Linked DNA regions of Homo sapiens: region 1 is linked to region 2. A link is an interaction called in ENCODE POLR2A ChIA-PET data of the cell type or tissue named here. Cell type or tissue: PC-3. All regions are shown on one strand. Each heading gives the region's core, and the rest is flanking DNA. Links, peaks and the distances in the headings are about the cores only.

Evidence for each region. ChIA-PET counts read pairs that join two places held together with the same protein. Peaks named below come from ENCODE experiments on the same cell type or tissue, not always from the same donor. Only the 100,000 strongest peaks of a DNase experiment are listed, where the experiment ranks them.
Region 1: POLR2A ChIA-PET joins it to region 2 with 11 read pairs; 3 of 35 experiments call an interaction of 5 or more read pairs at or near these places.

The regions. Positions count from the first base shown.
Region 1 is chr9:34,314,019-34,316,831 of GRCh38, forward strand. The region is part of intron 1 of KIF24 (kinesin family member 24); the gene reads right to left. Among named protein-coding and RNA genes, the nearest start is that of KIF24, 14 kb to the right of the region's middle. In PC-3, for the core only: no CTCF peak of the experiment used is centred there; no DNase peak of the experiment used is centred there.
Region 2 is chr9:34,078,133-34,080,945 of GRCh38, forward strand. No RefSeq gene overlaps it. Among named protein-coding and RNA genes, the nearest start is that of UBAP2, 31 kb to the left of the region's middle. In PC-3, for the core only: no CTCF peak of the experiment used is centred there; a DNase peak (open chromatin) is centred at 1,249.

The DNA of each region.
Region 1 (2,813 bases), core at 11-2,510, 240 kb after region 2:
GCGGTGGGATTACAGGTATAAGCCACCGAGCCAAGCCTAAATATGCTTCTGCGTACCACATTCCATTTTACAATGTTGAGCCTCTCCTCTTTCTTCTGAGATAAACATCAGAATCACTCTAGACACTTGGGTTTTTTTGTTGTTGTTGTTTATTGTTTGTTTTTTGAGACAGTCTCGCTCTGTTGCTCAGGCTGGAGTGCAGTGGTGCAATCTTGGCTCACTGCAACCTCCGCCTCCCGAGTTCAAGCAATTCCCATGCCTCAGCCTCCCAAATAGCTGGGAGTACAGGCGCGCGCCACCACGCCCGGCTAATTTTTTTGTATGTTTAGTAGAGAGGAGGTTTCACCATGTTGGCCAGGTTGGTCTCGAACTCCTGACCTCGAGTGATCCACCCACCTCAGACTCCCAAAGCGCTGGGGTTACAGGCATGAGCCACCATGCCCAGCCCAGTTTAGACACTTTAAAATATATAGATACCTGAGCCCCATCCCAGATCTATAGAAAACCAAAAAACAACAAGAAATAACTCCCAGGTTTTAGGAAAGGCAGACATAACAACTTCAGAAAAGTTCCCTAGGTGATTATGATTGCATGCCACTGATTTATATCTATCAAAATTACAAATGCAAATGCACTGATCCAGCAATTCTACCTCTAGGAACCTATCCTTATCCTTCAGATAATACGTACAAGTACAAAATGACGTTAACTATAATGTTATTCATTACAGCACAGCTTGTAATAGCAAAGTCATGGAATAGAGACTGGTGAAATAAATTATGATAGTCCATTTAATGAAATAATGCTATGAGACAATTACAAAGAGTAAGTAAACTGTAAAATGTTATTTAAAAAAGAAAGCTGTCCAATATATTGTTAATAAAGCAAGGTACAGAACAGTTTGTAAAAGAGAGAGATAAATGATCTATAATAAATCTATATCTTTGCTTATCAGACAAAAAACGTCACTTGCAGGATGCACAATAATAGTGGTCTTGAGGAGGTGAGGGGAAGTAGGTGGTAGAGGGTGATTATGGGAAGGAAACTACTGTATACTTTTAAATGCTGGTAGTTATTATTACCTTTCCTATTGTCATTTCTATGTCACTGGTGTCTCTATCACCCAGGGCAAGACCTAAAACAGTTTATTTTTTAAATTTTGAAACTATGTGACTGTATTATTTATTTTAAACATATATTTCTAAATAAAAAATTATATATATTTCTAATTTCACCTCCCTTCCTCCCTCTCAGCCTCCCCAAATTGACCTGATACAATTGTTTCTTAAGATCTTGGTGTCTTTCTAGCCTTTTAAAAAATTGTATATAACACTGTACTCATAACTATATTGCAATCTATGTTTTAATTTAACATAAACATTTTCATATGCTATATGTTACAGCCATAAAAACAATCCATACTATTATAAATATTTGACTAGATTAATACCTCAGGGAAATGTGACTTCTCTCTAAACTCCTGCAGAGTTTTGATGATAAAACTGATACGGCATTTATGACATACATACTCATTTTTAAAAAAAATTATTGCCAGTCTTGTTCCAGAGATAATGTAAGATGGTTCTGCCTTGTACTACTGTGTGAATTATTAAAGACAAAAGCAGTATGATCCCACTCAGTCAAGCATTGTGCTAGATAGGTGTGCAACAAATATTTTAAGTGAATAGTATCTGCTTAGATTCTGTTCATTTAAAATATTTAGAAATGGGCCTGGCACAGTGGCTCATGCCTGTAATCCCAGCACTTTGGGAGGCCAAGGCCAGGGGATCACTTGAGGTCAGGAGTTTGAGAACAGTCTGGCCAACATGGCAAAACCCTGTCTCTACTAAAAACGCAAAAAGTAGTCAGGCATGGTGGTGTGCGCCTGTAATCCCAGCTACTCAGGAGGCTGAGGTAGGAGAATCACTTGAACCCAGGAGGCAGAGGGTGCAGTGAGCTGAGATTGTGCCATTGCACTCCAACCTGGGTGACAGAGCAAGACTCTGTCACCCCCCCAAAAAAAAAAATTTTTTTAGAAATGTTCCATTATCGGCCGGGCGTGGGGGCTCATGCCTATAATCCCAGCACTTTGGCAGGCCAAGGTGGGTGGATCACGAGGTCAGGAGATCGAGACCATCCTGGCCAACATGGTGAAACCGTCTCTACTAAAAATACAAAAATTAGCTGGGTGTGGTGGCAAGTGCCTGTAATCCCAGCTACTCAGGAGGCTGAGTTTCACCTGAACCTGGGAGGTGGAGGGTGCAGTAAGCCGAGATCGTGTCACTGCACTCCAGTCTGGCAATAGAGCGAGACTCTATTAAAAAAAAAAAAAAGTTCCATTATGTCTACTGTTTTGCCCAAGGCAACGAAGTGATTAAAAGATTCCATGACACCTGCTTATGTGGCCATAGAGCCATTTTCTCTGAGTTTCCTAATTCTTTACGAGTCCCATCACCCAAAGTAATGGCAACATCCTCAGGGCCCTTACGACTTTAAGAAGCCAAATATCCACAATGTTACCAACTTCACTCTGAACACTTCATATGGTTTAAAAAAGCATTTTATATAAAAGGCTAATTCCATTATGTCAGCAGATAGTCCACATCCATACTACTTTGATGATCTGATTAAACTAAAATGTATTGAGTTCTGTTTTATGCCAAGCACTATGTTAGATGCTTTATATAAAAAATGTTATTTATTGTTAAGTCAGAATTCTGTTTTTAAAAACTCTGTTGAAGCAAACTCCTAAAGTAAAAATAGTGCTTACTGGCTGGGCGCGGTGGCTCATGCCTGTAATCCCAGCACTTTGG
Region 2 (2,813 bases), core at 302-2,801:
TCATGATCTGCCCACCTTGGCCTCCCAAAGTCCTGGGATTACAGGCGTGAGCCACCACACCCGGCCCCCAATTTTTTTTTTTTTAAATAAATATAGGCCGGGCGCACTGGCTCACACCTGTACCCCAGCACTTTGGGAGGCCGAGGTGGGCAGATCACCTAAGTTCAGAAGTTTGAACCAGCCTGGCCAACATGGTAAAACCCCATCTCTACTAAAAATACAAAAATTAGCCAGACGCGGTGGCACGCGCCTATAATCCCAGCTACTCGGGAGGCTGAGGCACGAGAATTTTTTTTTTTTTTTTTTGAGACGGAGTCTTGCTCTGTCGCCCAGGCTGGAGTGCAGTGGCGTGATCTCAGCTCACTGCAACCTCCGCCTCCCAGGTTCATGCCATTCTCCTGCCTCAGCCTCCTGAGCAGCTGGGACTACAGGAGCCCACCACCATGCCCAGCTACTTTTTTGTATTTTTAGTAGAGACGGGGGGTTTCACCGTGTTAGCCAGGATGGTCTCGATCTCCTGACCTCGTGATCCACCCGCCTCGGCCTCCCAAAGTGCCGGGATTACAGGCGTGAGCCACCACACCCGGCCGAGGCACAAGAATTGCTTGAACTTGGGAGGTGGAGGTTGCAGTGAGCCAAGATTGCACCACGGCACTCCAACCTGGGTGACGGAAGTCTCGAAAAAAAAATAAAAAAAAATTTTTTTTAAATATATATAAATAAAAAAGTAAAAAATTAGGGCCAGGGGCCAGGCGCGATGGCTCACGCCTGTAATCCCAGCACTTTGGGAGGAGGCCAAGGTGGGCGGATCACCTGAAGTTAGAGGAGTTCAAGACCAGCCTGACCAATATGGTGAAGCCCCGTCTCTACTAAAAAAAAAATACAAAGATTAGCCGGGCATGGTGGCAGGCGCCTGTAGTCCCAGCTACTTGGGAGGCTGAGACAGAAGAATTGCTTGAACCAGAGAGGCGGAGGTTGCAGTGAGCCTAAATCGTGCTACTGCACTCCAGCCTGAGCGACAAAAAACAAACAAACAAACAAACACAAAACAATAGGCCCAGGTACAGTTTGGGCAACAGAGTGAGACTGTGTCTCAAAAAATAATACTAATTTTTCAACACCATAAATACCATTTGATAGGCTAAGAGTTCCTGATAAAGACCACAGTCACCAGTTAAATAAACTGATAGCCTCAGAACAATAACATCAAAGCTGACATCATCTGTGATGACTCACGCAACCTCCATCATCTTTGAGAATCCTATGACATCCTGGCTAGCAACTCTAGGTCTGCCCAGGTGCCTGCAAGGCAGATTCCATAGCAAGGCAAGTTTAGGTATCTCAGGTCTTAGCTAGATCTCTTATTATCTTCTGCTATCAAAGGAGACCCAAGATAGCTGTACGTTTTCTTGGCTTGTTCAAGATGAGAAAGCATCCTAAAACTCTACAACCTGCACTTTGAAAGGATGTCTTCGAGTACAAGTTCAAAATGTTGAGATAGGCTCGGTGCAGTGGCTCGGGTCTGTAATTCCAGCACTTTGGGAGGCTGAAGTGGGCGGATAACGAGGTCAAGAGATCGAGACCATCCTGGCCAGATGCTGGTGATATCCCGTCTCTATTAAAAATACAAAAATTAGCTGGGCATGGTTGCATGGGCATGTAGACCCAGCTACTCGGGAGGCTCAGGCAGGAGAATCGCTTGAACCCGGGAGGCAGAGGTTGGGGTGAGCCGAGATTGCGCCACTGCACTCCAGCCTGATGAGAGTGAGACTCTGTTTAGAAAAAAAAGAAAAAAAATGGCCAGGCGCCTTGGCTGACGCCTGTAATCCCAGCACTTTGGAGACCGAGACAGGCGGATCATGAGGTCAGGAGTTCGAGACCAGCCTGGCCAATATGGTGAAACCCTGTCTCTATTAAAAATACAAAAATTAGGCCGGGCACGGTGGCTCACGCCTGTAATCCCAGCACTCTGGGAGGACAAGGCAGGCAGGAGGATCATCTGAGCTCAAGAGTTTGAGAGATCAGCCTTGGCAACATGGCGAAACCCTGTCTCTGTTTAAAAAAAAAAAAAACATTAAGGCCGGGTGTGGTGGCTCACGCCTGTAATCCCAGCACTTTGAGAGGCTGAGGTGGGCAGATCATGAGGTCAAGAGATTGAGACCATCCTGGCCAGACGCTGGTGAAATCCCGTCTCTACTAAAAATACAAGAATTAGCTGGGCATGGTGGCACGGGCATAGAGACTCAGCTACTCGGGAGGCTGAGGGATGAGAATCGCTTGAACCCGGGAGGCAGAGGTTGGACTGAGCCAAGATCGCGCCACTGCACTCCAGCCTGACGAGAGTGAGACTCTGTTTAGAAAAAAAAGAAAAAAAATGGCCAGGCGCCTTGGCTGACGCCTGTAATCCTAGCACTTTGGAGGCCGAGGCAGGCGGATCATGAGGTCAGGAGTTCGAGACCAGTCTGGCCAATATGGTGAAACCCCGTCTCTATTAAAAATACAAAAATTAGCCGGGCGCGGTGGCTCACGCCTGTAATCCCAGCACTTTGGGAGGCTGAGGTGGGTGGATCACCTGAGGTTGGGAGTTCGAGACCAGCCTGACCAACATGGAGAAACTCCATCTCTACTGAAAGTACAAAAATTAGCTGGGCATGGTGGCGCATGTTTGTAATCCCAGCTACTCAGGAGGCTGAGGTAGGAGAATCGCTTGAACCTGGGAGGTGGAGGTTGCAGTGAGCCAAGATTGCGCCATTGCACTCCAGCCTAGGCAACAAGAGCGAAACTCTGTCTCAAAAAAAAAAAAAAAAGAAATT